Regions from separate parts of the Homo sapiens genome. Here region 1 is linked to region 2. Evidence: chromatin loops called from intact Hi-C (ENCODE). Cell type or tissue: CD4-positive, alpha-beta T cell. All regions are shown on one strand. Links, peaks and the distances in the headings refer to the core of each region. The heading gives the core; the rest is flanking DNA. Region 1 has its middle 17 kb from the start of SOX8. Region 2 has its middle 18 kb from the start of SSTR5.

Region 1 (11,431 bases), core at 4,012-6,511, 57 kb before region 2:
AGATCTTGAGGTCAGGAGTTCGAGACCAGCCTGGCCAATATGGTGAAACCCTGTCTCTACTAAAAATACAAAAATAATCTGGGCGTGGTGGGGCATGCCTATAGTCCCAGCTACTTGGGGGGCTGAGGCAGGAGAATTGCTTGAACCCAGGAGGTGGAGGTTGCAGTGAGCCAAGACCATGCCACTGCACCGCACTCCAGCCTGGGCGATAGAGTGAGACTCCATCTCAGGGGGAAAAAAAAGGAGGGGGTGGACAGAGGTGGTCAGAGGGCCTGGGGGACTGGCTCTAGAAACCCATGCCTTGTACCTTTTCCCCTGAGAGGAAAAAGGGTGTCAAGGAAGGGTCAAAGTTCACCCTAAGGTGTGGCATCATGCGTCTAGGGTTCAGACAGAGAAAGGAGTGAGACACTTGGCTCCCCAAAAACCCCCTGGTGTGTACGGCTTTAGACAAGCTGCTGGCCTCTCTGGCCTCAGTAGCCCACCTGCAAAATGGTGACAATGGTGCCCACCTCCCCGGCAATGGCGCTCAGGAACACAGGAGATGCTGGTGGGTCAGGTGCTTACACAGGGTTTGGTTAGAAACAGCTACTCAACACATATCACCTGAAGTTGTCATTGAGCTACAGGGACAGGACCCACACCTGCATATGATCAGCAAAAAGTCTGCCTGCTGGACAATGGTGACATATACTCCATACACCTGCCCATCCACCCAACTGCCCATTCACCTACCTCCCATCCTCCATCCACCCACTCACCCATCCACCCACCCATCCATCCACTCACCCATCCATCCATCCATGCACCCACCCATTTACCCACTCACCCACCCACCCACCCACTCACCCATCCATGCACCTATCCATCCACTCACCCATCCAACCATCCATGCACCCATCCATCCACCCACTCACCCATCCACCCTCCCATCCATCCACTCACCCACCCATTTACTCACCCATCCATCCATCCATGCACCCACCCATTTACCCACTCACCCATCCACCCACCCATCCGTCCACCCACTCACTCACCCATCCACACACCTATCCATCCACTCACCCATCCAACCATCCATGCACCTGTCCATCCACCCACTCACACGTCCACCCCCATCCATCCACTCACCCACCCATTTACCCACACACCCACCCACCTACTCACCCATCCACCCACGCATCCATCCACTCACCCATCCAACCATCCATGCACCCATCCACCACCCACTCACCCATCCACACCCCCATCCATCCACCCACCCATCCATCCACCCTCCCACCCATTCATCCACCCACCTACCCACCCACCCACCTATCCATCCATCCACCCACTCGCCCATCCACCCACCCATTTATCCATCCATCCATCCACCCATCCATCCTTTCACCTACTCATCCATCCATTCACCTACCCAACTACACACTCACGCACCCACCCACCCATCCATCCACTCACCCACCCACCCACCCATCCATCCACCCACCCATCAATCCACTCATGCACCCATTCATCCACCCACCGCCCACCTGCCCATCCATCCATCCAACCACCAGCCACTCACCCATCCATCCATCCATTTATCCACCCACCCACCCACCCATTCATCCATTTATTATCCACTGCAACCATACATCCATCCACTCACCCACCCCCTCATTCATCCATCTGTTCATCCACCCACCCACCTACCCATCCACCCATCCATCCACTCCTTCATTCATTCATTAATTCATTCAGTGACTGTTATGTAGTAGGTGCTGAGCTTTAAAGGAGAAGGAGATAGACTCAGCCCTGAGCTCCCTCAATACATCAGGAAAGGGCAAAACAGGACACATACAGGGGACCATAAGAACCAGTACAGGGACCCAACCTGCCTTGTGGTCAGTGGAGGCTTTCTGAGGAAATGGGGCCCTTCAGATGTTTCCACTGAGTCTTGAGCAGGGATCTGGTGAGTCTTGTGTTCACAAGGATAGATGTTTCCAATGAGTCTTGTCTCTGAGCAGCTCATCTCTCATTCAGTTAGACAGCATCATCCTTCATTTCTTCACTCAGTCTGAAGTATCCTACCTGGATGGCTCCAGCTTGCTCTTTTCTCTCTGAACCTGAGTGAGTGGTAGTGCTTAGGAGACACCTGGGACAGGTCTGAGACATGCCTGAGGCAGGCACAACCACCGGTTCCATATGCAGCCCTCTCACAGCTGTGGGTCCCAGGACTCAGTGAGCAGTAGGGTGCCAAACTCATCCTGGATTGCCTGGACATTTCCAGTTTCTGCAGTGAAAGTCCCATGTCCTGGGAAGCCCCTCAGTCCTGGGAGAAGCAGGATGGGTGATCATCTAGTGGGCAGGTATGGAAGGTTCCACACTGCCCGTGCCCATCTGTGGAGAAGAACATGCTTTGTGGTGTGGATGGTGGAGTGGGGGTAGAACATGAGCCATGGCTCACAACATGAGCCATGTGTCCCTGGGTGGCCTTACGAGCTCAACAAGCTTGGGGCCGTAACTGTCCTTGGCCTTCACCCACAACCTAAATTATCCTGGACACAGACCAGATACTCAATGAGTATTTGCTGAATGAACAAATCAGTGAATGAGTGAATGAATGAATGAAGGTGAAGCAGGGCATGTTTGCTCCAGGCAGAACAGATTCAAGTCTCTGAGATATTTCAGAGCATTGAACAGAGCATTGAACCAAATGAAGGCTCAGTGGTAACGGAAACAGGCTGGGCAGCAGCAGGAAGCTCAGGGTCATCATCGCTCTCTTTAAATTGCTCCAATGGTGAGAACAATTTCTACAGGAGACCCACTGGCAGGAAGGGCAAAGGGGTAGCTAACAGGGAGGTAAGCATGGCAGAGACCTCAGGAGCCCTAGGCAGATCTGTCATCTGGCAGCTATTGTGGGTTCTGTGCAGGTGGAGTCATTGCTAACTGGGGGGCCCTGAGTGCATGACATGGGACACCTGCCTGCTCAGCTTGAGTACATCATTAGGACTGTGGTTAATGCTAATGACTGTGACCTTGAGTTATCAAGACATGGTAGAAGTATGTGTCAAGCTCATTTCTCTAAAAGATGCAGCACCCACTAGGATGGCTGAAGTTCAGAGGGAAGACATCCAGTCCTGGTGAGGACATGGGCAAGCGGGGCCTCATCCTCCTGATAGAAGCTTGTATTGCTATTGCACAACCACTCCAAAGATGGTTTGTGGTCCCACCAAGAGCTGGCATGCCAGTGACCTATGACCCAGCAATTCTGCTGCTGGAAGTCCACCCGTGTGAAATGCACGCTTGTGTTCACCAGGAGAGAAGGTTCTTTGTAGATCTCAAACAGGGAACTTTCCACACACCCCTCAAGAGCAGGTAGATAAACTATGGTCTTTTCCCATTCTGAGATCCAGCTCAGTAACGAGGAGGAACCAGGCAGGCATGCTGAGCCCCTCCTGCAAAGGAGCATGCTATGTGGCTCATTTACATAAAGTTACAAGGTGATGTTTTTTTTTTCCAGACAGGGCAGTGAGAAAAACAGTTCAGGGCGGTTTCTTCCAAAATCAATTCAGAGCTATGCAGACCTACTGGAAAGCCAGGTCTCCAGAGCGGCTGGGGGTCCTCCCACTGAGTTGTGGGTGTATCCCCCCAGCTCCCAGCTAAAAGTCAGGCCACCTGCTCTCCAGAACCCAGGGTCCACGTTCTGAAGTCTTCACATTCTGGAATGTTCCTCTCTACTCTGCAGATGCGAATAAAATACCCCAAAACAGGTGAGCTGCCATGAGGGCGGCCATGGTTACTTTCCGAGGCATCGTGGGGGCACCTGCAGGAGTGAAGAGGAAGGGAGCAGGTGAGGCGGCTCGCAGCCACCCGATTCCCCTGCACAGTGAGTTTCTCATCTCTCTAAGTACCAGGGGATGTCTTGGCCAGGGAAGAAGATTCTGTTAGAAAGAGGAGACTTAGCCTCTGTCAGGGCTTTGGTGCTCACCTGTTCTGAAATGAGGCCCTGAGCACCCCAGGGTCAGGGCTGGGGCGGGGGCAAAGGGGAAAGGAAGGGAGTGGTGGCTGTGACGGTGACAGTGATGATATGTGGGAGGGCGTCTGGGTGCTTGGTCCTCCTCCAGCTTGATCTCAACAAAGGCATGGAGGGCTCATGGGGCTGGTGCGAGTTTTCACCCCATTTAACAGAAGAGGGCCCCTGACTCCACTTCTTGGTGATTTACCCACAGTCCACCCCTCACAGTCGGGGCCCAAGCCCAGGAAGAGGAGTGGTGGGGACGGGGCCAGGGTCTGCTGCCCTGCCAAGGCCGCAGCACGCCTGGGGCCACACCAAAACCTCCACCCCTGCATGGGGCTTCCTCCCTCTCAGGGAGGAGAAGGGAGCGTGCTGTCTCTGAACGGGAGGAGGCTGTTGGGTGCAGACCCCCAGAGCTCTGTCTCCCCACTGGACACACCCAGGCAGCATCTCCTGTGCCCTGTCAGCCCCCAGTCCCACACTGGCCCCTTCAGGGAAGCATCCTCAGGCATTTTAGGGAAGAGGAAGGTCTGTGGCTCAGAGCAGCCCCTGCTTCTCCCTGGGCCCCCGAGGGAGGGTCTGCAGGAACGGATGGCCGCCCAGGCCGGGTCCTATAAGCACCTCCAGTGACCAGGCATCTCTGAGAGCTGCCGGTGCCTGCAGGGGCCCTGGGTGCTGAGCCTGCCCGCCTCCTCCACGGTGTCCAGCGCGGGAGGTTGCCAGCGGCAGGAGCGGCAGGGAGGCTGGGCAACCTGAGCAGGAAGCAGCCGGCTGGAGCATTTCCTTTCATTAAATACCCGCCCAGCTCCCCTCCCGGGAAGGAGGCAGGTCACAGGCCGTCCCCGGGCCTCACCACTTCAGGAATGTACGCGGTGCCGGGGGAGCTGTGGTGCCGTCACCGGGAGGAAGACAGAAGCTGGCGTGGCGGAGGTGGGCGTCCCCTCCCATCTGGCAGAAGAGTCATCTTCTTGCAAAAGGCGGGGATGGAGCCCGCTGAGCTTCCTTTGAAAACGAGACAGATGACATTTCAATCTTCCATGGGGTCTGGAGGCCTCACCCCACCCCCGCCTCCCGCTCCACACGCCCGCCTGTGAGGTTCGGGGCGCGGCTCCCCTGGGGAGGGCTCCCTGTCACCTGTTCCTCCCATCTGAGAGCTCGCCAGAGGACTGTGGGTGGCAGCGGGTGCGGCAGATCCGGCGTGTGGGCGCCGACTGCTCCTGCCTCACTGCCACGGTGCCCTCGGTTACCACACAGCCTGCGCGGGGGCTGGTTTGCAGGAAGCCCCCAGAGAGTCCCCACCCGAATCCTCCTTTATTTTAAATCTGTGAAGCTCATGTCTGCAAAACGCACCCCCGATCCCCCAGCCTAAGCTCTGAAAATGCTGTGGGAGAAGGGGCTCTGCTTCGAGTCGGATGGGTGGAGGGACCCTGGCTGGGGCAGCTCCTGGTGGTCCCTGCTGGCTGGCTCGGGCCAGGCCTGCCAGGAGCTGGCTGAGACACCGTTACTGTGTCTGGGAAACGGGTGCCCTGGGCCCCCTGCATGGCGTGTCAGAGGGCAGCGGGACAGACAGCAGGAGAGGAGTCTGTGGCTGGAACCAGGCAGGTGGCGCCCAGAGCCAGCTGGAGAGGCCCACGGGAGGCGTGAAGGCTGCTGGGTGCCAGGGCAGTGCTGGGCCCAAGTCAAGAACCCCTGGACAGGGCTCAGACTCCAGATCAGGGTTCCAGGCCATGACCCTGGCAGGTCCTCACCTGCAGTGATGCCAGCCTCGCAGGACCCATGGGGGGAAAAGGGGAAGGGCATAGGTGCCCTCGGTGCCCACAGGAGGCCCTGGGAGCTCTGGAGCAGGCAGGAGGTGCACACCAGGTGCCACACAGTGGGAGCAGTTGGAAGCAGTGAACTAGATTTGGGGACTGCCTCCTGGGTAGGTGCAGGGCAGAAGGAATCCAGCGAGCAGCAGCGTGAGGGCCCCGGCCCAGCCCGTTTGTGCGGATGGCCAAGCACACCCAGCGTGGGGGTTCTCCAAGGCCCAAGGAGGTTCTTCTCTCTAAGGAGGACGGCAGGAAGGCCCGGAGGCCTGGGCAGCCGGTGCTGGTGGGGAAGCAGGCAGGGAGGAAACTGACAGGTGGCATAGGAGCCCAGGTAAACCACCTGGCCAGGACTGAGGAGGGAGGCCACGCAGCAAACTGCATCCAGATTTCAGAAAGAAAGAGGAAGGGGGAAAGAGGGAAAGCCAGCTGGTTCCACGGAGCAAGCCGGCACGGGCATTCGCTGGTTCCCAAGGGGCCGGATGGGAACCGAGTCGGATCACGTGCCTGCCCCTGGCATGTGGTAGAGGACAGGTGGAGGGACCCCAGGTGGGGCAGCTCCCGGTGGAGCAGCTTCTGGTGGTCCCTGCCGGCTCCACCCAGATCTTTCTAGAAACTGCTGCCTGAAGGGGACATTTCTCTTCCTGGGAGGAGGGAGAGTGGTGTCCACTACCCTGGGCCCTGGACTGTCCTTGGCCCTGAACCTGCCTCTCCTGCCCATGCCTCTCTCGGCTCACATGCTGCCTCCTCCTGGAAGCCCTCCTAAACTGGCCCAGACAGAACCCTCTGATGGTCTCCTTCAAGGCCATGGTCACTGTCAGTAATCACTGTGAGGGGTGGGACTGCGTGGGTCCCAGTTTCCCCATCCCCAGGCTGTTCCTCCGTGAGGTCACAACTGACCCTGGTGCCTCATGCCAGGCACACGGAGCTGCTCACCAGCCCCCATGACCAGCTGAGCTGCTTCAAGCCACTGAGGGGTGGATGGAGGCTGGGTTTTGGGCCAGAGTCTGGAGACGCACTAGTCATGTCCTGGCCCCTGGGCTGAGCTCAGGACAGGTCCCCTCGAGCTGCTGGAGCCAGCAGTCATGAGCCAGCAGTCATGAGCCAGCAGTCAGAGGCCGATGTGGGGTAGGGCTCTGTGGACCTGCAGGGATTCCCAAGAGCAGGGAGGCTCTTCCGGGGCAGCTCAGCCAGCAGGGGCCAGGCAGGTCCGGGCACTGTGGGCTCCCTGGGGCTTCTGAGAGCCTGGCCTGGGAGGGTGGCAGGGCCTTTGCCCCCTGGGGGTGCCCACACTTTGGCACACCTGCTGGTGCTTCCCTGGCCCTCCCTGATGCCCGCAGGCTCAGGGCCCTCAAATCAAGATGCACGAGGCTGGGACTCCATTTAACCTCAGACAACACCGAGGTGGGGCCGGTAGCTGCAGAGCTGAGGCTGCACCTGCCGCCCCCTGTGAGGGCCGCGTCCCGTCCCTGGGAAGTACCAGTTGGGAGGTCACTGAGCGCCGTGTCTCCCGACCCCAGGAAGGTTCCTGAGTTTGGGATGAATTCCTTCTCCCACCCAAGTTTCTTAGTGACCTTGACAAGTGGCCTGGACAGCTGGTTCTCCAGCCGCGGCCAGAGGAAGAAGTGCTGTCGGCCATGGGACCGGGGACAGGGACCCCAGTTCCCTGACCTCCAGCCAGGAGCCCCAGGCCCTGGCGATGCCATGTGCACAGCGCACTCCCCGTGGCCTCGGCTGGGTGATGACCTGGGTCTGGGTGGGAACCTCGCTTCTCGGCCATGTGGGTTAAACTCGGGGATCTCGGCCTGCTTTGGAAAATTGAAACCGTATTTTTGCTCCTGGAGCTCCCCAAACCATTTGCACCTGGACTCGGAAAGCTCATTTGGACACAGAAGCCGTTTCTCCCCAGGAGATTTGATTTTCCCTGGAATGCCAGCAGGAAAGTCGGTGGGAAGCCAGGTTGGGGGTGTGGGAGGGCAAGCAGAGCGGGGGTGCGGGGAACAGGTGCCCCCGGCTCTGTGCAGTGGCTGTGGGTCCTGGGCTCCTCACTCAGCCCATCTGGGTTGCTCCTCTCCTGAAGACCAGGCCGTGCAGAGCAGGTTTCACGGGGTGGACACACGTCCCAGCTCATCACATGGCGGGGGCTCCTCCTGGCCTGGAAGGAAGGACAGCAGTGCGGTCTCCATGACTGGGGAGAGGGAGCTGATGGCTCCATTTGGCGGGGGGGGGTGGCGGCCGGGAAAAGCCCCCGGGACCCTGACACTGGCAGCTGTCTAAAGTCCGTGAAATCCCAACCACTGCTGGCCACGGCATCCTGGGCCCCGACGTGCAGGCTGCCCAGTGGCGCCTCTAGGAAAAACTGCTGGGTGTGAGGGGCAGATATGGGGGCTGCGAAGTGAAGCCTGGAGGTTGCGGAGTATCCACTGGAGGATCAGCCTGTCGGGGTTAGGCCCAGGGGTCCCCAAGCTGAGGGATGTTCAGGGCTAAAGCCAGGAGAGTCCCAGGCAGACGTGTGGACGGTGGGTCTCCCCTGTTCAGCTCCCCAGGCGCTGGCCTTTCGGGTCTGGAGGTGCTGCCCCTCCCATTCAGTGGGGTAGGGCCCTGCCTCGGTGCCCCCGGGACACGGCAGCTATGAGCACCTGGCTGGAGTGCTGAGGGCCTCCCAGAGCTGGGGCCCAGGTGGCTTGGAGATGCCTCCTCAGCTCAGCATTTACCGCGGGGTAGGCAGCTCCAGATGCCTGGAGCTGAGGGCCTGGCTGCGGGGGTGTGGCAGTGCCACATGGCTGCCCAAGTAAAGTGCCATGAGCCGAGTGGTTTAGAAAACAAACCTGTCCTCTCACAGGTCTGCAGGCCAAAAGTCTGAGATCAAGGCTTGGGCAGGGCCACGCTCCCCAATGAGACTCCAGAGGAAGATCCTTCCTGCCTATTCCAGCTCCTGGTGGCTCCAGGTGTCCCTTGGCTTGTGGCCACATCGCTCCAACCTCTGTCCCGGCTTCACGCGGCTGTCTCCTCTGCATGTCTGTCTCCTCCTCTGCTTCTATGAGGACACTCATCGCTGGATTTAGGTCCCACCCAGATAACCCAGGATGACCCCACTGCAAGATCTTTTGATCAATTACATCTGCAAAGACTCCATTTCCCAACCAAGCCAGAGTCACAGATTCCCAGGGTCAGCTGTGGCCACCGTTCAGCCTGAAACATGCCGCGTCACCTCACCCAAGCCTCACATCGCCCCGTGAGGAAGCCACCGTGGAGGTGAAGTTCAAGTTCTCACCACCTGCCCTGTATGATTTCTCCTCCAGGGAACCCTGGGTGTCCACGGAGGGGCCGATGGCTGTCCCTGGCCCGTCATGGGGCCCCAGCTCTGACACCTGAGCTTCTGAATTCACTTGTTTAGTTTTTCAGGAACATTTTTTCCTTCGGTGCCTTTCCAGGGAGCCCCAGGGGTGGGGGCGTGGAGTTCTCCCCTGGGCCTCCGAGGGGCTTCTGCTGCCTGAGGGGTCCGTCCAAACTGTAGCTCAGATCCGCCGCTGCTGCCCTCCTGGCCCAGCGGAATGCTGGCACCTCCAGGAGCTCTTGGCAGTGAGCCACGTGGTGGACAGTCCCTTGCTCTGAGGGCCCTGTCACCTGGGCACAGTTCAGGGTCCCTTGGAACTGGAGATGTGGCAGGAGGGAGGCCCAGCCCCCTTCTGGGCTCCCTGAGGCTCCACTGAATCTTTGGAGGGGAGAGACGCTGGATTCCTGGTGGTGACCTGAGGGCTCACACAGGTAAACCAAGCAAGACCGTGGGTCTGTGGCACCCCACATCTGTGCACCTGTGCAACCGCAGTCTGATGTCCCTCCCCGGTGAAGGGACCCGCACATGTGCACCTGCCGCAGCCCCGATGTCCCTCCCCGGGTGAAGGAACCCACGGACGTGGCTCATCCATACCGCGGAACGTGAGCCATGAAAAGGGGCAGCCTCGGCTCAGCCACCGCAGGGAAGGACTCGACACACGCCGAGCAGAAGAGGCCAGGCCTGAGAGGCCACCTGCGATTCCATCTGCGGAAATGCCAGAAAGGGAGGTCCGCAGACGCAAGAGCTGGACTGGGGGGACGGCCGAGGGGCGAGGGGTTTCCTTCCGGATGAAATTGCCCCAGAACGACATGCAGGGCGTGGGGAGGTGGCTGCAAGATACTGCGGCCCCGCTGGATGCCACAGCACCCCATGCCGTGAACGGCTAATTCTACGCCATGTGGATCTCACCTCAATCAAACAATTGGAAGATTCCCAGCAGCTGAGATGACTCACGTTCGGGGGTGACTCATCCAGGCCACCGGCATCGCGTCGCTTAAAGACAAGCCTGACCTTTCCCCAGAAGCCTCAAGACCACAGTGGCCTCCCACGGCGGAGGGCAGTGCCCAGGGCTGGTGTTCATCCAGGGCACGGGACAGGCCTGAAGTGCAGACATTTCCTCTGCCAAGCAGTGGACGCAGGCTCGGCCCCCGCTGGCCAGGGGCGGCTCTAAGTTTGGAAAAACGAAAGTCCCGTGGCAGAGTGGGCCCCTGGGGTGGGATCCTGGAGCCAGGGCTGGGCCAAGGTGTGGGTTGAGAGACCCGGGGGCCTTCCCTGCAGCTGGCATGGAGTGATGGGGAGGGGGTGCTGGGTGGAGAGGGAGCTATAGAGGCCACAGGAGGGGTCCCTAGCCTCCAGCACCATGGCCGTGGTCTGGGGGGCATCCTGGCAGCCCCATGGAGTGGCCGTGTCCAGGGACTGAGCTCCAAATGAGGAACCGTGCGGGGTCCAGAGACCCTGCACTCACGCGGCCGGGCCCCACCTGCTGCCACAGCCCCCTCATGGGCCTCGCTCACACCCACTCCTGCACACAGCATGCGGCCCCACAGCCCCACGCCAGACAGTGTCCAGGCTTTGTGGAAAGTGCTGCTCTGACGGAAGAGGCCTGCGCAGGTCCTGCTGGCCAGGAGCCCGGTGGTGGTCCCGGGAAGGGGTGGATGGCTGCCAGCTGCTTTCCTGGGAAAAGCCCAGAGCCCCTCATGCCCTGCACTCCTCTGATGGCAGCCTGGACACGGCACAAGGGGACGCCCTGGAAAGCCCTCGGCACGCGGTCGTGGCGGCATCAGGCCTCACGAGCCAGGGCCCATCAGAGGCGGAATCTGACCTGGGCTGAACTCAGGCCCCCAAGGTGCACTGGTTGAAGCCTTAGAGGAGGGACACGGGGGGCTGCGACCCCACAGGCTGCTGTCCTTAGAGGAGGGACACGGGGGGCTGCGACCCCACAGGCTGCTGCCCTTAGAGGAGGAGGCAAGGTCCACGGCAGGCACAGAGGGACCAGCCCGAAGGCCCCTCAGGGGTCTGGAGGGCTCTACCCCCTGAGGTCGTCCACTGTCCTGGCCCGAGGACCCTCTGCTGCCCTGTGTGGACCCCCTGGGCATGAAGCACATAGGGCAGTGGGTGGCACTGACGGAGCAGCCTTCTGGAATGTGCCGCCCTGGCTCGTGCCGGCCCCGCGTGTGGCCCCGGGAGCTCAATTTCCTGACAACACTCAGTCCTGAGGTTTCCTGCCCCCTCAGAACCATTGATGAGTGTTTTGTGGTTAAGAAAAAGAAAAAGAAAACAAAACCAAAACCTGTT
Region 2 (11,431 bases), core at 5,429-7,928:
TGACGGGTGGGGCGGAACTGCGGGACACAGGGCTGGTGCCCCAGGTGGGCCGTGGGTGCGGGCAGTGCCGAGGGTGGACGGGGCCTGCACGTGGACACTTCCTGAACGCGTGTGTCCGGCCCTGGACTGCAGGCCCAGGTCAGAAGGTGGGGCCTGAGGAGCCGGGAGCCCATCCCCACCCCCGGGGCTCAGCAGCCTCAGGCAGTTACCCTTGGTCCACACCGCCTGGGGCTCGGTGCCCTCGGAGTTCTCAGGGCAGGCCGCAGCTGCTGCTGTCTTACGAGACAAAGGGGGCAGCTCCATTGTGTTCCCCGATGAACCCTCACCCCTGGGAGAGTCAACAGAGCCAGAGATGCCCGGGCCACCCCGCCCTCCTCGGCCGCCTGCTGCACCGCTGCCAGCCTGGGTCCTCCGAATGTACCAGGTCCCAGAAGCCCCGCCATCCACTCTGCCGGCCTCACAGAGCCTCTGCTCGGCCCTGGGGACCTGGGCAGGGGCAAGGCCGGGCCGATCCGGGGCTGCTCAGCAGGGGAGAGAGGGACACCAAGTGCCCCCAGGATCAGCGCAGCGCCCAGTGTCCTGAGTGTGACTCACAGGGTCACCGCCAGGCTACACGAAGTTAAGGACCCCTGCCCTGGAGGTCACAGAGCCAGCACTGGGGGGTGGCCCTGGCTGCTGGTTTCAGGACCCACTTGGATGGTGCTTGGGCAGCATGGCGCTGGGCTGGCAGGTGGGGGACCCTGAGACAGGGACGGTCCCATCCTGGGCCCCTCAGACCCATGAATGCAACACTCCGGCCCGCCCCTCCTGCCCTGCACGGCTTGCGACTCCCACAGACCTGCCCTGTGGACCTGGGCCAAGTCCAGCCCCAGGGGCCGCTGGGAGACACTGTGGTCAGTGGGGCGGGGGGCTCGGGCACTTGTCCCCAGATCTCCGGCCACCTCAAGTGACAGGAAGGGGGGCCAGTGAGGACATGAACAGTGGCCGCCCCCACCCTCAAGGGCTGGCCTCACTGCCCCTTCATCTCTGCCTGGCCCAGCAGCTCTGGGAGCAGCCACCCTGCAGCCCATGCGTGTGGGGACCCTGCCGTGCCCTGAGCTGTCGAAGCAGCCTCCCACTGGGTGCTGTGCTGGGCCCCTGTCCCCATCCTGCAGGGAGGAAGCACAGCTGGGGGAGTGGCCCCCCGAGGGCCCCTGGGAGCTCAGATCCTACCCCTGGAGGCAGCCCTGGGGAGGCCCGGTGGAGACTCTGCTCTTCTGCTGAAGCTGCTGCTGAAGAGTGACAGGCCTGCCCAGCGCCGGGGGAGACCCGGGACTCTCAGAGGGAGTGCAGGACAGGGCAGGGCAGGGCAGGGCCATGATTCCCGGTGACGGCCAGGCTGCCATGGGCCGAACTGCCATCTCTGGGCCTGCGGGCAGGCGCTCAGCTCCCCAGGCCTCATTTTCCTCACCTAAGGAATGGGACACGCACACCTTCGCCCCCAGGGTGGTGCAGAGAACAGGACGGTGCCTCCGAGCAGTGCCTTCAACGCCGTCTGGGGCCTGGGAATGCACCAGGACTTGATAAATAAACACCAGCTCTCAACACCTCGCCCTCTGCAAGGAGAAGGCCAGGAACGTCCCGTTTAGAGAGAAGGCGAGTCCACGAGCAGCAGACAGTCGGTGCTTAACAGGTGCTCGCTCTTCTTCAGAGCCTTAGGGTGCCAGCTGGCCAGAGTGAGCCTCGCTGACCAGGGAGCTGTGGCAGCCGGCCGGGGGTCGGCCCCTGGGGCAGGTGGGATGCCTGTGGGGCCGGCGTAGGCTCAGGCTTTGTCTGGGAGTGCCCTGCCCCGAGCACTGGCCTGGACACCTGAGCTGAGCCTCAGACAGGCGTTTCGGGGCCGACCCGGCAGGAGCAGCCGCTATCCCCGGGCAGCTGAGCCCAGCAGCGAGGGCTGGTAGAACGATCTAGACGAAACACTGAACTTAATAGCAAAACCACTTCTTTCGAGGGAAAACACGATCCGCAGCCAGCCGGCGCGTACACATGGGGCCTGGAAAAGAAGAGAATTCCGGAGACACAAACGGCCCTACGCGTCGCCGCCTCGGCCCGGCTGCTAAGTTATTAAACTCCTGCACAGGGAAAAGCGATAAAGTAAACATCCACCTCTCCCGTCGCTCTCAGAAGTGAAAGGTTCCTGAGATGGGAAATGCAGACGGCCTGCAGAGTGCTCCATCCAAATAAAATCATCAGATGCTTGAAGACCCTGGGAGAAATGGGCCCAGATGAATCACCTGCGCAAAGCCACTTAGCACTTCGCAGGGGCCCCGAAGCCCGGTGTCGGCAAGGTGTCCGTCGCTGGAGCAGGGGTGGCTGATGGATCTGGTGCGGGGTGGGCGGGAGGAGTCGCAGACTCAGATGTAGGAGGTTTGGTGGGGCCACTGATTCACGTCTGGCCCGGGGCTCTGTCCCTGGGGTCGGGAGGGGACCAGGCTGGGGAAGTTGGGGAGGGGGTTTCTCCCTTCTCTTTCCCAGCTGCCAGGCCGTCAGTGGGAGACACAGGTCTTGGGGACCAGGCCCTGCAACCCCTTCTGATCCCGACGTCTGAGACTGGCCTGGTGCTGGCTCTGAGGCCCCTGTGCAACCTCAGCTCGGGCTGGCTGCGGAGGACCTTTGAGGGTTTCCCGGCAAGGCCTTCTCCCTCTCAGCTGGCCATGGCACATAGGACCCCACTCCTCCGTATGCCCAGGGCAGGCATCGCTAATCGAGCCCTGCACTCCCTCCAACCCTTTGCATCAGGGCCCACCAGGCCCACCCACTTCTGTGCCCAGACCACCTGGCCGATGGGCGGCCCTGCCCCAGGAGGAACAGGGGTCTTCCTGCTTCCCCAGAGCTCCCGCTCTGGGTCCTGCATCCACGTCTCGGATGTGCCGCCCTCCCCACACCTGGGAGCCACGCCGACCCCCTCTGCGCTTTCCTGGGGAGACACCTCTCTGCACCAGAGATCGGCCCCCCGGGGTCTGGGCGTGGGGGCGGGGATTTGGATGTTGGGGGTGCAGAGGCCATGGCCTCGTCATCTTCTCTGACTCTGCCATGAGAGCATGACCAGGGCCTGTTGGCCCCCTGGGCCCTGACGTCCCCGGGCCCGGCACCTCCCTGGAAGCCCTACCCATTCTCCTCTTTTCCTTTTCTCACAAGGACCCTTTCACCGTAATCCTGCATGACCTCATCTTAGCTGATTAAATTTGCAAAAATGGCCAGGCTCGGTGGCTCATGCCTGTAATCCCAGCACTTTGGGAGGCTGAGGCAGGCAGATCACCTGAGGTCAGGAGTTCAAGACCAGCCCGGCCAACATGGCGAAACCCTGTCTCTACTAAAAATACAAAAAATAGCCGGGCGTGGTGGCAGGCGCCTATAATCCCAGCTACTCAGGAGGCTGAGGCAGGAGAATCAGTTGAACCTGGGAGGCGGAGGTTGCAATGAGCTGAGATAACGCCATTGCACTCCAGCCAGGGCAACAGAGTAAGACTCCATCTCAATAAATAAATAAATAAATTTGCAAAGATGCCATCTCCGTGTAAGGTCACACGCTGAGGTTCTGGGTGGATATGAATCTGGGGGACACCGTTCAGCCCAGGACAGGAACCAACTGTAGCAGGGCAGCTGTCCCGGGCACACAGTCTGACTGGCACTTACCCCTGGCAGGTCCCCCGGAGCCTGGCCCCTCCACCATGGGGCGGGGGCTCCAGTTACTTCCCTGGGGGAGTCCCTAACCTGAGGTCTCCTGTGCCGGGGTCTAGTCAGGGTGGGGGCTGCACCCCATCCCTGGAGCAGGTATGCTGGGCCCTGATAGCAAGCTGGGGAGGGTTCCAGGGCCAGAGGAGGACTCAGGGGCTGAAGGCAGTGATGGGTCCAGCAGGCAGCAGGGAGGGCAGGGCAGGGGAGGGGTGTCAAGGCCCATAAGCGAGAGGAGGCAGGAGGGAGGACATGGTACCCACAGCTGTGGTGGAGGAGGGAGGGTGTCCACAAGGTGGGTCCCCAGTTTGGAGTCTCAGGCACCCTCCGCTGTGGCCACCGACTGCTGGGGAATTGATCAGCCTCATAGCATGGCATGGAGTTGGGCCAGGCAGGGCTGGATGCCCGCCAGGGGCACTGCAGGTGGGCTACCAGGGGCTGGCCTGGGGTTCAGCTGTCACCCAGCTGACACGGGATCACCAATGGCTGCCATGGCTCAGGCATCCCTCTCCTGCCACGCTGGGGACACTGTGACACAGGCTCTCAGGTCAGTGAGGACAGTGTGGGTGTCGGAGCCTGGAGGGAGGGGAGTGGCATCGGGGAGGCCCCCGCCGAGCCTGGACAGTGGGGCAGGTGGAAGGGTGTGTGCCCGGCCGTGCACTTTGGGTCTGGTGAGCGTGGCTGAGGGGCACAGCTGCTCTTGGTCGGGGCTGCAGTGAGTGCTCAGCCCACTTGGCCACAGGCTGGCCACCAGGGACTTGGCGTCTGCTACCCACAGGACTGAGGACTCCAACAGCAGTCCCAGCCCAGGCCCCGAAAAGTTGAGCAGAGAAGGGCAGGAGGCCCCCGTATCCCTGGGACCCATCCTTGGCAGGCTGGGTTGGGCTGTGGGGGACACACCTGCTCTGGGGGATGTGGGAGGGGGGCGCTTCCGGGCCTGCAGCTGTTGGCCCCGAGGACAGACGCAGCCTCCTCAGCAACAGCTGGGCCGGAGGCTCGGGAGCCAAGAGAGACCAGAGCCCAGGCCAGCCCGGCCCCCACCAGGGATCAGTTACCTCGGCTACAGATGCCAGCAGGGGGGACTTTCAGGGGGTGGGCACCAGGCTGGGGTGGGCAGCTGGGGTGGGCCGGGGCTGCAGTGCTCTCCCACCCAGCCTTGGGCACAGGACGAGCCAGCCCCCACCTCTGTCCACTCAGCACTCCGCAGGGGCTGCTGTCTTGCTGAGTGCAGGACGCTGACCCCAGGATGTCACCATCTGATGCTGCCCAGGCTCTCCCCTCAGAATACCTGCTTAGTGACCACAGCCACCCCAGCCCCTCCCACTGACCCCAGGCAGAGCAAGGGGCCCCACCTGCACCCAGCAGGTGCAGACTGGGCAGGGCAGGGTCCCAGGAGGGTGCATGCTTGGGGAGCCCCCGCACGCAGACAGTGGGGGGCCAGGGAGGAGCCACGTGCTGGGCACAAGGCAGTTTCCGCAGGCCCCTTGCTGGGTCTGTCTCAGCACGGAGGGACCGGCAGCACACAGTAGGTGCTCAGCAAATGCCGGGGGGCGGGGATAAGCGAGCACCCACGGGGGGAAGCACTGGCTGCGGTTTCGCCACCTGCCTTGGCAGCACCCCCACCTAGGCCCTGGATGGGCGGCGACCACCGCCTCTCTGCTCCTGGGGCTCTGACTCCCAGCATCCGGCAGCCGGGGACCCGGCCTCCCCCAAGGCCTGGGAGCAGCCAAGTGGCCAGGTATCAAGTGGCAAACTCAGGCCAGGGTTGGGTGACGGCTTGGAGGGCCCCTGTGGCAGCTGAGCCCCGCTCCTCCTGGTCCTGCCCACCCTCCTGGTGCTGCCCACCCTCCTGGCCTGCACACCCTCCTGGCCTGCACACCCTCCTGGCCTGCACACCCTCCTGGCCTACCCAGGCTGCCACTGGCCCGAGGGTCCCAGTGAGGATGAGCCGGAGATGGACACTGAGGGGGTTGACGGGCCTGGGGCAGGCTGGCCGGGGCAGGGGGGCTGGGCCTGTCCAGCGGCCGCCTGCCCTCAGAAGAATGACACCCTGCTTTCTCCCCTGCCCGAGGAGGTGGGGTGAGGGTCAGACCCCAGCACCCATGTCTCTGTTTTTCTTTCTCCTGAAAAGCCTACAGACTCTCATCTGAATTGCTCCAGCAGAGCCCAGGCGGGGTACCACCCCCACCCACACACACAAAGGGCTGAGACAGTGCAGCCTGGCGTGTGAGCAGCCCTGGTGTCTCCAGGCTGGGGTGCTGTCCGCCTGCCCACCTGGCCACGGTCCCCAACAGCCGGTTCAGCAAAGGACAGGCAGACCCTACGGGCCAAGGATGCGCTGGCCTGGCCGGTGCGGGGCCAGGCGGGCAGCTTGCCAGGATTTGGGGATTTTGAGCCAGCTGCTGCAGCAGGTGTGGCCGGCCCAGCCAGGCAAGTCCTGCTGCCGGGAGGGTCGCCCACCAGCTGCTGGAGGGTGTGGGGCGGCCGGGCTGGCCACTCGCCGGCAGCAAAGCCAGCAGAGAGTGGGTGGGGCTGGGGGAGGCGGGAGGGTCCCAGTCCCACCCCCAGGGTCCAGCTTCCCTGGGCCCTGCAGCCAGGCCAGGAAGGTCAGCTGGGCTGGTTCTGGGCCCTAGGTCTTAGCCTGGAAACCAGGGGTTTCAATCTTGGCATGAGAAAGCCCTCGCCACAGGGCAGGAGGAGCCCCACATAGAACCCCCAACCCCTGTCCTCGGGCCTGAGCCTGGCAGGACTGGACGCCGGACACCGGCGCTGCTGGGAGCCTTGAGAACTGCACGTGTGCCCCCCAGTGGCCAGCGCCGGCCGTGCTCCGCCTGATTCTTCAGGCCCTGATGCGGGGTCCTGGGGCTCAGGGAGCCGAGGCCCGGGGTGGGGGCTGCACGGTGGTGTGGTCCTCTCAGATTGCAGGATCAGAGGGCAGTTCTGAAAGTCTCCTTGGTCAGGGAGCTGGTTTGCAGAGCTGAAGGGGAGGAGGGGGCCAGGAGGTTGCTTGCGGCCGTGGTCCTGAAAATCAGGCCCTGCCAAGGGTCTCTGAGGGCCAGCTGGGGAGGGAAGGGCACACAGTGTGTTCAGAGCAGGACCCCAGGGCGCTCGGGCTCAGCGCTTCTGGGGACAAAGGGAGATGGAGCAGAGGGGCCTCAGGGAGGCCCGCCCCGTGGTGGTATAAGAGCCACTGCGAACACCCTGCTTTGGTGAGGCTGCGCCCCAGGTGTTAACAGCCACACCCCAGCACACCAGGTGCAAGCCACTCTCCATAGGCCCCAGCCTGTTGCAGGAACCCTAAGCTCCAGGCCGGGAAGGAATGGGCAGGGCTGCCGTAGGGACTGTGGTCTTGCAGGACGAGGGTTTGTCAGGGGTGCTCAGGGGACAGCGGGCCGGGACGTGCTGGGGCTGCTGTAGGGACTGTGGCCTTGTGGGGTGAGGGTTGGTTGGGGTGCTGGGGCTGCTTTTGGGTGGCCAGGCCCTACCTGAGAGCCCGGCCATGGGACCCAAGGTCAGAGGGTGGCCGAGCTGAGGGTTGCCTGCTTTGGGGGGGTCCCTGGCCCCAAACCCATCTACCTGGGGGGCGGCACTGAGGCAGGTCCCCAAGGGCAGAAAGGGGAGTGACCTGGTAAAGGCAGCCCTGTGTTGCCCCTCCTCTCCCGTCCATGCCACGCACACCCCAATGAAACAAGAAATTTTCCTTGACCCCTTTGTGGGCCTGGTGACAGCGGTATCTTGCTTAGCCCAGAGCTCTCAACCCCTCGAGGCAGCAGGAGCACGCAGGTGGGCGGGTGCAGGAGCTGGAGTGAACACTTCTGGGCACAGCAGGAGCAGAACTCCGTGCAGTCCTGTGGCAGTGTCTAGGGCAGTGCCTGTGACCCGTGAAGCCTCAGAGGGTGTGTGTTACAGTGCTTTTAGCTTTGCTGTCCAAGGATGTCTGGAGTGTTTAACAGCTCAGTGGACCCTCTGCCTTTTCTCGAGGGCAGAGGGTCAGTGTGACAGCTTTCTGTATCCCAAGCTCTTGTCCAGCATCCAGGAAATATCAGGTTGCATGAAGAAATTGAAGGATAGTAAATGCAAGGGATTTTATGGCCGATGGAGGGAGGGGGACCTGGAAAGGGGGGTGGAGGGGGAAGGTGATGGAAGAGGCTCTCAGAGGGAGGGAGAGCTGGAGAGGGGGTGGAGGGGGAAGGTGATGGAAGAGGCTCTCAGAGGGAGGGGGAGCTGGAGAGGGGGTGGAGGGGGAAGGTGATGGAAGAGGCTGTCAGAGGGAGGGGAGCTGGAGAGGGGGTGGAGGGGGAAGGTGATGGACGAGGCTCTCACAGGGAGCGGGAGCTGGAGAGGGGGTGGAGGGGGAAGGTGGTGGAAGAGGCTCTCAGTGGGAGGGGGAGCTGGAGAGGGGGTGGAGGGGGAAGGTGATAGTCCCCTGAAGTCCTGCCGTCTCTACCAGACTCTTCTCCAAAGTCCTGCTGTCCAGCTGTCCCTCTGAGGTCACGCTGCTCCTCTCTGATGTCAAACTGCCATCTCCGATGGCCAGCTGCTTCTCCTCTCCTTGCCTGCTCTGTTCTCTGCCAATAAGGTCAGGAGTTTTTATGGGTACAGGATGGGGGTGGGGCGAGGCAGTGGTGGTTTTGGAAAAGGCAGCATTGGAGCAGGGAAACTGGAATGCGTGTTCTCACTCAGGGCTATGCTTCCAGGCTTGAGGGTGGGGTTCCTCAGGAACCCCATCTTTTTCTACCTAGAATTTCTGTCTCCTGTCCCTATCACTGAGGGCCCGTGAGGCTGACAGTACCCATCCCCAAAGAAGGATTGGCCTGGGCAGGGCTGTCAGGAGCACCAGGGCAGGGCCTGCCAATCCAGAGGTCCCCGAGGAACAGATTCAGGCCTGGGAACGGGCCCACGGCAGGGCTTTCCTGGAAATGCCTGGCAGAGTGGGCAGGGGACGTCATTGTGACCCCGTATTGCCGGGGACACCAGGCTCAGAGGGGCTGACTGACCAGCCAAGGCCGCACAACAGAGCTGCTGGGAGCGGGTCCCTGCCAGGCCGTGGGACACAGGGACCCCGGCTCTCGCTGCCTCTGCCCCAGCCCCAGTTCAGGACCCACTGTGGCTGTCACTGAGCTCCAGCCTCAGAGCCGCCCACCAAGCCCGACCTCACGCAGGGCCCACTGTGCCCACCAGAGGGCGCCAGAAGCCGGCGGTCCCGACACCGCGGTTCAAACGCAGGGACCGTCCGGTGGGGGCTGCTGCAACCCCCCCCCCGGCGTGTCCAGGCCCCTCCTCGAGGGTCCCCAGGGTCGGGGCCTGGTCGGGGAGAGAACCAGGTGTGGTGGAGCTGGGGAGTCCGGCGCTGGGCAGTGGGCGGCCTGTGCCTGGGGACCCCGGTGTCACCCGCCAGGTGGCAGGGAGGCTGGTCCCCTCCAGGAGCCCCCACTTTCTGAGGTGGCCCTAAGCCCCTGCTGCTGTCCCTTCTGCCCCACGCCCCATCCCCCTGTTTAATTCCCCCGACAGGGTCCGGGCAGGGACGAAGCAGGGTCCCCCCACCCTGGAGCTGGGAGGAGGGGGGTGGGGGCGTCACCAAGCATGGGGTCCAGGCAGATTCAGTTCATGGGGGACATGGGGGTCCCAGGGTGAGGACCCCTGGGGGGCTGGTCGGGGGGCGCTCAGAGCCCACGGAGAGCGGCCTGGTGGGGGAGGCCTTGCCAGCAGACCCTCCCTTCCCCCACCCGGAGTCCCGGCTCCCATCAGCCCCCACTTCCTGCTCAGTGTCCGGCCTCTGCCTGCCCCTGGTCAATGCTGCCATTTGTCTCTTCAGCCAAAGATCCCATGTCCACGTGACATGATCATGACAGGAGCTGTGGGGGGTCCCAGGGAGGCCGGCGCTGGGCTTGAACTTGCCCCGTGAAGGCCCCGAGCCCCCGGCTGCCGCATCCTGACTGCTTCGTGTGAAGGGAAGGGAGTCACAGCCACGCCACAAGAGAAGGGGCTGCTGCCTCCCCAACCCCCGCCCTCCCGTCTGCCCCAACCTGCCTGGGACCCCCCAGAGTCGGCTGGGGGCCTCAGCCCAGTCACCCAAGCTGCATCCTGCCCCAGGAAACCCCCACGGGCCCTGACCAGTGCCCACCAGGGTCCCCAGGACATTCTGGGGGCGGGAAGTGGGGGCAGGCTTTATGCCTGCATCTCATCTGCGAGCTTCCGGAGCCTCTTTGCACACTTCACAGGGCTGGAGGGGTTTTGTGTTTCAGACGGAGTCTCGCTCTGTTGCCCGGGCTGGAGTGCAGTGGTGTGATCTCGGCTCACTGCAAGCTCCGCCTCCCGGGTTCAAGGGACTCTCCTGCCTCAGCCTCCCAAGTAGCTGGGACTACAGGCACGTGCCACCACGCCTGGCTAATTTTTGTGTTTTCAGTAGAGATGGGGTTTCACCATGTTGGTCAGGCTGGTCTTGAACTCCTGACCCAAGCAATCTGCCTATCTCAGCCTCCCAGAGTGCTGGGATTACAGGCGTGAGCCACCACACCAGGCATGTTTTTGAGACAAGGCCTCGCTCTGTCCCCCACACTGGAGTGCAGTGGTGCCATCACGCCTCAAGGCAACCTCAAACTCCTGGGCTCAAGTGATCCTCCCACCTCAGCCTCCCCAGTAGCTGGGACTGCAGGTGTGTGCCACCATGCCCCACAAGTTTTTTAATTTTTTGTAGAGATTGGGGTCTCGCTATGTTGTCCAGGCTGGTCTCTTGAACTCCTGACCTCAAGTGATCCTCCCACCTTGGCCTCACAGAAAGTGCTGGGATTACAGGCGTGAGCCACTGCGCTCAGCCTAGGGTTAGAGGTTTTTTTTTGTTTTTTTTTTAATGTGTAGGTGTTTCCTGATGTCTCCCACCCTCTTTGTTGGGTCTGGGTCTCGATTCATTTTTCCGATGTTCTGAGCAGGGATTGGAGAGTGTCTTCAATGTGAAAACACTGGCCTTTCTGCAGCTTAGTTTCAGTCTCTTACCTGCTACTATATGGGGAGGCATCATCTGGGTGACTTCCTCAGGGCTGTCTTCCAACTCCCATATTCTCTTTTGGCCACATCTAATCTGCTATTGAAGCCATCAGCTGAGGTTTTTATACCAACAGCCATATTCCTCGTGTTAAAGGTCCTGTGTGGTTGTTTTTCTAATCTGCTGGGTCCTTTTCATGCTATTATATTGTTTTTCATTTCTACTTTTATCTCTTTAGTCATTTTAAACTCATGTATAATCTTTTTTTTTTTTTTTTGACAGATTCTCACTCTGTGGCCCAGGCTGGAGTGCAGTGGCGTGATCTTGGCTCACTGCAACCTCCACCTCCCAGGTTCAAGCCATTCTCCTGCTTCAGCTTCCCAAGTAGCTGGGATTACAGGCGCCCACCACCATGTCCCGCTAATTTTTTGTATTTTTAGTAGACATGGGGTTTCACCTTGTTGGCCAGGCTGGTCTCAAACTCCTGACCTCAAGTGATCTGCCCTCCTCAGCCTCCCAAAGTGCTAGGATTACAGGCGTGCGCCACCACGCCTGGCCTATAATCTCTTAATTGTTCTATTATTATTTCTGGTTCTTAAGATACTATTGACTGGGTGCAGTGGCTCACACCCGTAATCTTAGAACTCTGGGAGACCGAGGCAGGTGGACTGCTTGAGCCCAGGAGCTGGAGACAGCCTAGGCAAGCTGGTGAGACTCTTTCTACAAAAAAACAGA

Evidence for each region. Peaks named below come from ENCODE experiments on the same cell type or tissue, not always from the same donor. Only the 100,000 strongest peaks of a DNase experiment are listed, where the experiment ranks them.
Region 1: it touches region 2 in a loop (8-fold over the local background); 9 of 110 quality-filtered maps call a loop at or near these places.

Annotation. Positions count from the first base shown.
Region 1 is chr16:992,815-1,004,245 of GRCh38, forward strand. No RefSeq gene overlaps it. Among named protein-coding and RNA genes, the nearest start is that of SOX8, 17 kb to the left of the region's middle. RefSeq lists enhancers at 9,088-9,744, 11,396-11,431. In CD4-positive, alpha-beta T cell, for the core only: no CTCF peak of the experiment used is centred there; DNase peaks (open chromatin) are centred at 4,067, 5,047 and 5,537; H3K4me3 peaks cover 1,801 bases; H3K27ac peaks cover 2,105 bases.
Region 2 is chr16:1,048,758-1,060,188 of GRCh38, forward strand. No RefSeq gene overlaps it. Among named protein-coding and RNA genes, the nearest start is that of SSTR5, 18 kb to the right of the region's middle. RefSeq lists an enhancer at 1-46 and a silencer at 8,806-8,985. In CD4-positive, alpha-beta T cell, for the core only: CTCF peaks have their summits at 6,508 (motif pointing left) and 6,714; a DNase peak (open chromatin) is centred at 6,524; H3K27me3 peaks cover 198 bases.